2 separate regions of the Homo sapiens genome follow, and region 1 is linked to region 2. A link is a contact called in ENCODE Hi-C or POLR2A ChIA-PET data. All regions are on one chromosome and are shown on one strand. The core of a region is the stretch at or near the end of the contact, and the rest is flanking DNA. Distances in the headings are between cores, read along the strand shown.

Evidence for each region. Hi-C counts contacts between places; a loop is a spot of excess contacts on that map. ChIA-PET counts read pairs that join two places held with the same protein, here RNA polymerase II (POLR2A). Pooled maps may share reads with other maps.
Region 1: a loop to region 2 is called in a pooled map, with 6 times the contacts of the local background. The contact joins the promoter of GRK6 here to the promoter of RMND5B in region 2. A Hi-C loop is called at or near these places in 1 of 37 single-sample maps with no recorded cell type and 5 of 50 pooled maps. POLR2A ChIA-PET finds 5 or more read pairs at or near these places in 2 of 52 experiments (GM12878 and naive thymus-derived CD4-positive, alpha-beta T cell).

The regions. Positions count from the first base shown.
Region 1 is chr5:177,423,827-177,429,218 of GRCh38, forward strand. GRK6 (G protein-coupled receptor kinase 6) reads left to right here and starts at 2,850. Exons shown (of 16, transcript NM_001004106.3): 1 at 2,850-3,071. The coding sequence starts at 3,020. RefSeq lists enhancers at 1,934-2,103, 2,524-3,063 and a silencer at 2,774-3,423.
Region 2 is chr5:178,127,087-178,132,849 of GRCh38, forward strand. It overlaps RMND5B (required for meiotic nuclear division 5 homolog B), which reads left to right and starts at 3,928. Exons shown (of 11, transcript NM_022762.5): 1 at 3,928-3,968; 2 at 4,151-4,290. RefSeq lists enhancers at 1-113, 776-1,436, 2,450-3,101, 3,102-3,753, 5,032-5,561 and a silencer at 3,485-4,074.

The DNA of each region.
Region 1 (5,392 bases), core at 1,600-4,099, 700 kb before region 2:
AAATTTCCTGAGTGACATCTCCTCTTCACCTCTTATCTATTGCCATGTCCTGTTCATGCCAGCTACATGCCAGGTCTCCATCTGTCCACCTGTCTGCATGTCCTGGCCACTGCCCCAGCATAGGGCACCATCATTCCTCTCTCTAAAAGTTCCTTCTAAAAGGTCTCTCACCTGTCTTAGGATACTTGGCTTGCAGACAAGGAAGCCAATTCTGAGTAACTAAGCAGATGAGGAATGGATGGGGCAGCCTGGGGGGCTTGCTGAATCCCCCTCCCCCAGGAAGGGCCTAGCTTGACTGCCTTCCTTGCCTCCCCCAACCTCCACGGCCTCCACAGTGAATTCTAAATGATCCCCCTGATGTCTTGTGCCGGTCACATGCTCTAGATTCAAAGACCTGGTTGGAAACATTGGAATTGTGCTCCAGCTACCAGAGACCTGGGAGAAAAAATTCTACCTCCCTTCTTTGATTTCCTGAGTTGAAGGCAGGGTCTGCCTCCACATCTCATAGGATTCTTCTCAAACGGGAAGGGCTTCAGATGTTGGGAACTAAAACAACAACAAGCCAGCCCCCTCCCCTCAGCTTATCCTTCACAGTGCAGCCCAGAGCTCTCTATGAAAGCAAATCTGATCACCCTACTCAAAACCTCCGTGAGAGCTCCCTACCACCTTCAAGACGAAGTCCAAAATTCCTTAGGTGGCTCTCAAGGCCCTCCCTGATCCAGGCCCCTCCTGAGACTTCAGCCTCATTTCTTGCCCCCATGTCGACCCCATTGTGTACCACTGTGTACCTTTAAACCCCAGCTGGATGCTTAGGTGCTGAACGCAGGAGCCCTTCCTGACTTCCTCTACGGAACTTCGAACATGTGATACCCCTCTGTCCAGAAGGCTCTTTCCCTCCCTACTCCAGTAACCTGCACATTTTCACTGAATCTTCAGATTTCACTTGGACACAACAGCCTTCACTAAGTGAGGTACCTGCCCTATGTTCCACTGGGCCCTGGGTTTCCCTTTTTTTTTTTTTTTTTTGAGACGGAGTCTCACTCTGTTGCCCAGGCTGGAGTGTATTGGCACGATCTCGGCCCACTGCAAGCTCCACCTCCCAGGTTCACACCATTCTCCTGCCTCAGCCTCCCAAGTAGCTGGGACTACAGGTGCCCGCCACCATGCCCGGCTAATTTTTTGTATTTTTAGTAGAGACGGGGTTTCACCGCATTAGCCAGGAGGGTTTCCCTCTTTTAAGGTACTTAACTCCCTAGATCCTAGATCCATCCACTTTTCTCCGTCTCTATTGCCACCTTGTAGGTCCAGGCCACCACCATCTCTTTACTGGAATTCTGTAAACTCCTGACTGCTCTGCTTCCACTCTTGGCCCCCTAGGAATCCACCAGAGTGATATTTTTAAAATATAAATCATTCTTTCAAATGTTTCACATTTCACTTAGCAAAAACACTTCAGCCTCCTGGACGTGTTCACAGTCCTCCATGACCTAGCTAGTGCCTTTGCTCCTTCTGTCTCATCTCAGACCACTGGGCCCAGAAGCTGCGGACGCCTTCTCCTATTCCCTGAACACACCACTTAGTCTGGCTTAGAGCCTCTGCGTTTGCTGTTGCTTCTACTGGATCCGCTCAAATGTCACACCCTGAGAGTGTCACACACTCTCTTAACGTCCGAAGAGCAGTTGTCACTCTCTGAAACCATCTATTTGTTTATTTACAGAATAATTACCTTTATCTCACCCTGCCCTCACTTGCTCCCTCCACTTCTAGCAAGTAAGCAGGGAGCCTGGCTATCTTGCTGCCATCACTGTGTTCTCCAGCACCTGGCTTGGTGCCTGGCACAGAGGTGTTGCTCTGTATTTTCGGATGAATGAATGCATAGGAACTAGAGAAGCCTAGATGGATCCGGCTCTGCCTTACTCGCGGAGTTTGGGCAAGCCTGTTTCCTGCTGCGTGAAGTAGGGGGTGGAGGAAGCGGGGTGTTAAGCTACAAGGTGTTGATTAGCTGTAAGATTTCAGCCTTGTTTTCTCCGTAGTCTTCGGGCTGGAGCCAGCCACTTGACGTCCGGCGCCTCAGCTCCCCACCTGTATAATGGGTGTGAACTCATCCCGAGGTCTAGGGGTGGTAGCGCTGCCTTATAAGGCGGCAGAGGCCGAGGGAAGGCGAGGCCGAGTGGGTGGAGAGAAATCACAACATCCGGCTGCGGGGGCTGGGCGGGGCGCCTGCGGCGACCGGGCAAGAGGTCGGGGAACGGCTGCGAGGCCGCAGCCTCCTCCCTGTCTCTCCCTCTTTCGATGTGCGCCCTCCTGATTGGGGCCGACCCAAGGGAATACGGCCACACAAGTGGACCAAACAAACTCGCTGCCAGCCCGCAGGAGGCCCAGGATACGGAGCGCGTCCCCGACAAAACCCTAGAAAAGCCGTCTGCGAGCCAAAGGCCGCCGGGCCACACCTTCAGGCGACGACCCAATCAAAATGCAGTACTTGAGATGACGGACGTCTTCTTCACCCAATCACATATTCGGCCTCCTGGGCGTGCCCCAGAGTACCCACCTCCATTGTCCCGGCTGAGGGCTCGGCCCTAATTGGCAGTTTGGTATCCTACGAAAGCCTAGAAATTCGAACCTAGGGGCTGAACCCCGCCCTCAGACCAACCAGGAAGAGGTGACGTGATTGGTCCCGCCCCCGTACTTCTTTGAGCGAGTCCCCAGCTGGGGGGGCGGGGGAAAAAATGAAGAGGAAGACTAATGGGAAGACGGCGCGGGGAGCTTCTGCCCGGTGATTGGTCAAATGAGGTAAACAGAGGGCGGGGCAGGGCGGGCCAGCGCCGGGGTGGCCCCCGGGAGGGGGCGGAGAGTGCGCGGCTGGCTGCGGCGGCCGGGGAGGCCGGGGAGGCCGCGGCGCGGTCACTGCGAGCCGAGCCGAGCCGCGCCGAGCCGCGCCGATCGCCATCCGGCCTCGGCACTCGCGCGCGATCCCGGCCGGCGGCGCGGCCCGGCGGGCCAGGCGGCGCCACAGCCCATGGAGCTCGAGAACATCGTAGCGAACACGGTGCTACTCAAGGCCCGGGAAGGTGAGGCGGCCGGGTGGGCGGCCGGGCCCGGGTGCGTGGAGCGCGAGTGCGCTGCGTCTGAGCTCCGCAGGGCTACCCAGCCGTCGGATCCCCTAGGCCCGCGGGCCCTGCGCCTTACACCCCGCCCAGACACGAGCCTTTCCGGCCCGTCGTCTTCCTCCTCCGCACCTGCCCCCGGGATTCGGGGCCCAGGAAGGGGCGGGGGTCAGGCCGCCGCCCTCGCGGCGGGTGGGGGTGAAGGAGTGAAAGAAGGTGAGACGAAGAGGGAAGGGTGGGACCGGAGCCCCAGGAGAGCCTGTCTGAGAGGCAAGCCTCCTCCAGGGGAGAGGTGTAAAGATGCCCCACGTGCCAGGGGCCCAGACCCCAGCACCCTAGCCTAATCCCGCGCAAAGTTGGCGATAGGTAAAGCTGGAGAATGAATAAACGGACCCTCTGCGTAGCACAGCCCACCTGACTTGGGGAAACTCCTGGCCACAAATGCTACTTATAGGACTGCCACTTGCTCCGTGCCTCAGGACACTGAGGGCAGAGGTGAATGGATATTTGCCCTCAGGGAGCCCATGGTCTAGTGGGGCTAGCGGACACAGAAAGAAGTGGGAGCAGAGCATGCTGCTCTGTCAGTATTGTAAGCTCAGAGGTCTGGCTGGGGAAACCAGTCTGGTGGACCGAGTGTGTGTGTAGCTCCTCGTGGCTCCCACCCCAGATGTTATCAGGCACTTGCTCTGTGCAGGTCCTGGGAGACACAGAAGGACCAGATCGGGTCCTCACTGCCTTGTGGTCAGTCTGCCCCCACCTGCCACACTCCACCTCAGTAACATGATCACTGACCACCCACTCTGCCCCACCTTTTCCAGGGTGCTGGGGAAGCAGCAGTAAACAAGACCCATCTTTTTGGAACTCCAGGGCAAGGAGGGAGATTGTGACAGTTTTTCCACCCTTTGCTGGGCTTCCAGGCTTAAAAAGTCATCTGCTTCACCTTTCTACCATATTTTACATGTGGGAAGCTGAGGCTCAAACCAGGGATTAGCATCAGTCACACAGCAAGATTGTGATTGACTCGGGCCTAAGACACAGGATGACCGGCACAGTCTATAGGAAGCCCAGAGGAACTTTCAGCTGGGTGCTACACCTGGCACCCCGTGCCCACCAAGTGCTCTGGCGAGGTGCAGCCCAGAAATGGCATGGCAGGCTGGGTCCTCATTGCCTGGGGAGCCTGTCTTATCCCCTGTCCCTTATCGAGCCCATGGGCTAGGCCTTCCTCCCAGCCTCTGGGGGCATCTGCCGATTCTGTTCTGCCTCGTCATCCAACCAGCCAGGGAGGAGGGGTGGGGAGGGCCGAAACAGGCCTTCTTCCCTAGGGCTGTAGCCAGTTAAGGCCTCAGGCCTGCTGATGGCACTGCCTGGCCGGAGAGTGTGGGTACCTTTGGACAAGCTTTGTCAGGCCATGGGCAAGGCACAGGGTGGTATGGCCAGACTGGGGACTGGTACCTCCACTAGAGAACCCTTACGACAACCTGGCTCTGCCCCTCCCACCTGCATGGCTTTTTTTTGAGACAGAGTCTCACTGTGTCACCCAGGCTGGAGTGCAGGGCTCACTGCAACCTCCGCCTCCTGGGTTCAAGTGACTCTCCTCCCTCAGCCTCCCAAGTAGCTGGGACTACAGGTGCATGCCACCACACCCAGCTAATTTTTGTATTTATAGCACAGATGGGTTTCACCATGTTGGCCTGGCTGGTCTTGAACTCCTGACCTCAAGTGATCCGCCTGCCTCTGGCCTCCCTAATTGCTGGGATTATAGGCATGAGCCACCGCGCCTGGCCGACCTGCATGACTTTAAACATGTCTCTTCTTTCTCAACTTCAGTACCCCTTTTTGTGGAACGGTTGGGGGTGGGACATAAAGACTAAAGGAAACCCTGATTGTCACTGAGTCCTGAGCCCAGGCGCCTGGACGGGCTGCATCAGAACCACCTCATGAACTGGCTTTTCATGAGCTTGAGGCTGGGGCCCCTGACGGCTTCTCAAGTGATCTGAGGCCCCAGGTGGGGTTTGGGAACCCTTGGTGTGTGTATACAGTTGGCACCTAATAGATGCCAGCCATGTTTGGGGTGGGAAAGGAGCTTGGGTTGTGGCCATAGGGAGCTGGGTACGAATCCTGTACCCAGGATTGGTCTCTGGGCTTGGTCATCTTGGGTATACTCTGGGCTTGGTCATCTTGGGTGAATTGATTCCTCACTTCAGAATCTCAGTTTTCATATAAAATTGGGCCTGCTCTGGCAGAGTTGCTGTGAGGATGGAGTGGGACAACGCTGGGGCTTGAGA
Region 2 (5,763 bases), core at 2,678-5,177:
AATACAGGGAATGTTTAAAACTTCTACGCTGGCAAAAAGTTAATTCAATTATTACTGAATTAATGGGAGAATTGATTGCTTTGAAGGAATCCTCCCCATCCCTAACAAAAATCAAAAACAATCCCTATGGGGAAAGATGGACAAAGTCAACTATTTAATACAACTTGGTGCACACTTGAAAATAATACCAAGATGCAAGGATGGCCACATACTGGGGGAGAACCTCAACTTTGCTCACATCCTTCTTGGCTGTGAGGCAGGCCAAGGCTCCCGGAGAGGAAGTGGGGAAGCCTGGGGCATTTGCCAAAGCCTGTGAGGTCAGGTTGGCTGGAAGGTGGCTTGGGCCCCTTGGCACCAAGGCAAGGTTCAATCAACTCTCCACCCCTATGGCTTCCGTTTGGGCCAGGGCCACCCAGGCTCCTCATGCTTGGGCAGGCATCTCTGGGATCCGCCCTCCTGACGCCCCTGCAGGCACACAGTCCTGCTGTGGGCCTTCTCCCCTGCTATATATCATAAGGTTTTTGAGCCGCAGTTTCCTTATGTATACGTGGAGGACACTGGCTTCTTGAGTATCTCTGAGTACCTCCTGTGTGCAAAGCATATGGTGTTGGCGATAAGGCAGTGATGAAGACAAAACATGGGCCTGGTGGAATTTTTTTTTTTGTTGTTCGTTTTTGTTTTGTTTTGAGACAGGGTCTCACTCTGTTGCCCAGGCTGGAGTGTAGTGGTGCAATCTTGGCTCACCGCAACCTCCGCCTCCCGGGCTCAAGCGATTCTCCTGCCTCGGCCTCCGAAGTAGCTGGGATTACAGGTGTCTGCCACTATGCCTGGCTAATTTTTTTTTTTTTTTGTATTTTCAGTAGAGACAGGGTTTCACCATGTTGGCCAGGCTGGTCTTGAATTCCTGACCTCAAATGATCCACCCGCCTTGGCCTCCCAAAGTACTGGGATTACAGGTATGAGCCACCACGCCTGGCCCATGTTTGTTTGTTTTTGAGACAGGGTCTCTCACACTCTGTTATCTAGGCTGGAGTAGTGGCGCGATCACTGCTCACTGCAGCCTCGACCTCCTAGGCAGCCTCCCATCTCAGCCTCCCAAGTAGCTGAGACTACAGATGTGCACCACCACACCCGGCTAATTTTTGTATTATTTGTACAGACAGGGTCTCCCTATGTTGTCCAGACTGGTCTAGAACTCCTAGGCACAAGCATTCCTCCCTCCTCAGCCTCCTAAAGTGCTGGGATTACAGGCGTGAGCCACCATGTCTGGCCCCAAAGAGGGTGATGGGAGTGGGGGCCAGAAGACAGAATGAACAAATAAACACGCAAGATAACTTCCAAGTGCTATAAAGAAAACAGGTCGGCTGGGTGCGGTGGCTCACGCCTGTAGTCCCAGCACTTCGGGAGGCCGAAGCAGGCGGATCGCGAGGTTAGGAGTTCAAGACCAGCCTGGCCAGCATGGTGAAACCCCGTCTCTACTAACAATACAAAAAATTAGCCAGGCATGGTGGTGTGCACCTGTAGTCCCAGCTACTCAGGAGGCTGAAGCAGGAGAATTGCTTGAACCTGGCAGGCGGAGGTTGCAGTGAGCCAAGATTATGCCATTGTACTCCAGCCTGGGCGACAGAGCAAGACTCCGTCTCAAAAAAAAAAAAAAAAAAGAAAACAGGGCAAGGAATGGTGGCTCATTCCTGTAATCCCAATACTTCCAAAGGCTGAGAGGGGAGGATCTCTTGAGGCCAAGAGTTCGCAACCAGCTTGGGCAACATAGGGAGACCACCTCTCTATTTTGAAAAAAAAAAAAAAAGTAAGTTGTGCAAAGGGGAGGGAGGGGAAGGCATGGAGGATTCAAGGGGAGGATGGCCTGGAATGAGGCCCAACCAAAAAGGGAGCAGAAGTGGGCAACACAGAGACCTGGCTTTTTCTCCAGGGCTGTTCCTAGTCCCAGCTGAGGCCTGAGGAGGAGTGGGGACTTCTCTACTCTTTCCCTCCAGAGCAGAGGGTCCGGGATAGAAAATTCAATCTGGGGCTGGGTGTGGTGGTTCATGCCTGTAATCCCAGCAATTTGGGAGGCTGTGGTGGGTGGATCACCTGAGGTCAGGAGTTTGAGACCAGCCTGGCCAACATGGCAAAATCCCCTCTCTACTAAAAATACAAAAATTAGCCGGGCATGGTGGAGCATGTCTGTAATCTGTTACTCATGGAGCTGAGGCAGGACAATCGCTCGAAGCTTGGAGGTGGAGGTTGCAGTGAACCGAGATCACACCACTGCACTCCAGCCTGGGCAACAGAGCAAGACTTCATCTCAAAAAAAGAAAAAGAAAATTCAGTCTGGACCTGGGTTTGGGGTCAGTGCCTGTTCCCTCCTCCTTCCTAACCCTCACCCTTCCTCCTTAGGGCAGATGGGCAGCTCCCATCTTCTCCCCTTCCCCCGTTCCCCAGGACAGCGACCAACACAGGGCGGCAGGGTAGGGCTGGACCCCCTCCTCCGCAGAACTGAATTCTGTTGAATACCCAGTGGGCAGATTAAGTTCGGGCTAAGGGGACCAGAAAGGCTGGGACAGGAAAGGAGTTTTCTTTTCTTTTCTTTTTTTTTTTTTTGAGACGGAGTCTCGCTCTGTCGCCTAGGCTGGAGTGCAATGGCGCGATCTCGGCTCACTGCAACCTCCGCCTCTCGGGTTCAAACGATTCTCCTGCCTCAGTCTCCCGAGTAGCTAGGATCATGGGACTACAGGCGCCTGCCACCATTCCCGGCTAATTTTTGTATTTTTAGTACAGACGGGGTTTCACCATATTGGACAGGCTGGTCTCGAACTCCTGACCTTATGTTCCGCCCGCCTCAGCCTCCCAAAGTGCTGGGATTACAGGCGTGAGCCGCCCGGCCCGGAGTTTTCTATTCTTTTTTTTTGAGACGGAGTCTCGCTCTGTCGCCCAGGCTGGAGTGCAGTGGCGCCGTCTCGGCTCACTCCGAGCTCCGCCTCCCGGGTTCACGACATTCTCCTGCCTCAGCCTCCCGAGTGGCTGGGACTACAGGCGCCCCCCACCTCGCCCGGCCAATTTTTTGTATTTTTAGTAGAGACGGGGTTTCACCGTGTTAGCCAGGATGGTCTCGATCTCCTGACCTCCTGATCCGCCCGCCTCGGCCTCCCAAAGTGCTGGGATTACAGGCGTGAGCCGCCGCGCCCGGCCTGGAGTTTTCTTTTTTTTTTTAAGCATCACTTCATATTTCAAGAGCTCTCAGTTCTCCTGAGATTTCTAGGCTCTGTCCAGGATCCCTAAGCCTGTTCACAGTCCTACTTGAAGTTTCTAATCTTTCTTTTCTCATTAACCAAAACTGGAGAGAGGAAAAAGCCCATCATTTTCCCTGGACAGCAGCGCCTACTGGGAGTTTCACCCGCATTAACATGCAAACGACAGGCAAACTCCTAGTCATCCTTCCAAAGACCCTGCTCCACAGCCCTGCCGAGGCCGGTGCGCACCTAGCCCAGCCACTGCCCCTCACGGCCCCCGCGCCGCCCTCACTGAGCAGGGCGGGCAGCGCTGTAAGCGTAACCACTTGGGGCTTGGGGCTTCTGACCCGGGAGTCGGGTGCTGGGTTGAGTGCGAGGCCGACGCCTCTGCCGGGTGGGGAACCCGCCCGCCGGCGAGGAGCGGTCGCGGCCAGGGGCTTCCGCCGACTGGGAGGCCCGGGGCCGGGCCGGAGGGACTCGGAACCTGGAAACGACCAGGCGCGACCCCCAGAGGACTACAGGCGCGGCTTTTCTGGCCGCCGCCCGGTTCCCGCGGGCGACTCCACTCGGCATGCGCGGCGGGGAGCCTCGGCGGTGAGGCGCAAAGCCGCGGGCTCGTGGGACGGCCACCCCTCCGCAAAACCGCCAATGGGCGGGCCCGGGCCGCCGATCGCCCGCCGCGGCTTCCGGTTCCGATGACAGTGGCGCCGGAAGCCGGGGCCGGGGCTGCGGGGCGAGGTGAGAGCGGGCGGGCTTGGGAGCCGGCAGGTGCGGGCCGAGGGCGGGCACAGCGGCCGGCGGAGCTGAGGCGCGCGGCGGGGAAAGCTCGGCCGGCCTCCCGGGCCCCAGCCTTCTCCAGAACCCCTGCTACCCACGACTAAGCCCCGAACAATCTGCCCTTGGGCTTGTTCTCTTCGCAGTTGTCGGCCCTGGGCCGGGAGCTGGAGTCCCAGACTCATAGGTCCCGGCCCAGCCCCCGAAGAGCCGCCTCAGCCGGGGGGAGTTGCTCGGACTCAAACGTCCAGTCCTCGTGCGACCGCGCTGGGTCGGAAGTGAGCAGGTGCGCACCGGGCTCGGCAGGGCTATGGAGCAGGGTCTTTGGAAGGATGACTAGGAGTTTGCCTGTCGTTTGCATGTTAATGCGGGTGAAACTCCCAGTAGGCGCTGCTGTCCAGGGAAAATGATGGGCTTTTTCCTCCCTCCAGTTTTGGTTAATGAGAAAAGAAAGATTAGAAACTTCAAGTAGGACTGTATAGTAAAAAAAAAAAAAAAATGGAGGAGGGCGATATGACACGGTAACTGGTGTGAGGGTGGGGCGGAGGGGTCAGTATTAGATACTGTGGTCTAGCAGAGCATCTCTGAGGACGGGACATTTGCGTTGAGACCCAAATTAGGAGGCAGGCTTAGGAAGATACGGGAAGAGAGTGGTCCAGGCAGCGGGAACAGCCAGTGTGAAGGCCCTAGGGCAGAAATCAACTGAGAGTATAGTCAAGGAACAGAAAGCAAGCTAGTGTGGCTAAAGTATGGTAAGAAAGGGAAAGAGTGGTAGGAGATGAGGTCGGATAATTGGGGTTTGGTCACATAGAGTCTGTAGGTCAGAGAGAGGAATGTGGAGTTTTTTCTAAGTACAGTGGAAATCTTTTGGTTTTAAGCAGAGGAGTGACATGTAGGGTAGAGAGTGGATGGAGGTCGCGGCTGCAAAAGCATAAGAATTGGCTGGGCACGGTGGTTCACGCCCGTAATTCCAGCACTTTGGGAGGCTGAGACTGGCAGACGGCTTGAGCTCAGCACTTCAAGACCAACCTGGCCAACATGGTGAAACCCTGTCGCTCCAAAAAATTAGGCTGGGCGCAGTGGCTCACGCTTGTAACCCCAGCACTTTGGGAGGCCAAGGCGGGAGGATCACTTGAGGCCAGGAGTTCAAGACCAGCCTGGCCAACATGGTGAAACCCCGTCTCTACTAAAAATACAAAATTTAGCCGGGTGTGGTGGCAGGTGTCTGTAATTCCAGCTACTTGGGAGGCTGAGGCAGGAGAATCGCTTGAAACTGGGAAGCAAAGGTTGCAATGAGCCAAGATCGTGCCACTGTACTCCAGCCTGGGCGACAGAGTAAGACTCTGTCTCAAAAACAAACAACAAAAAAATTAGCCAGGTGTGGTGGGGAGAGAGGGGAAGAATAGGGACAAAAGGGAATACATAAATAAACACAAAGGAGAAAAGGCCCTGCATGGACCACTTACATGTGTCATGAACTCAGGAGTGTTCATGGTGGGACTACATGGTGCACCTGTAGTCCCAGCTTCTTGGGGTGGGGGGCTGAGGTGGGAGGATCACTTGAGCCCAGGAGGTCGAGGCTGCAGTGAGCCCTGATTGTACCACAGCACTCTGGCCTGGGAAACAGATTGAGACCCTGTCTCTCTCTTTTTTTTTTTTTTTTTAAGCAACCCTATTAACTGAAGAGACCCTGCCTCACAAAAAAAAAAAAAAAAAAAAAAAAGCGTTAAGAATTGGGTCAATGGAGGTTGTCTAATCT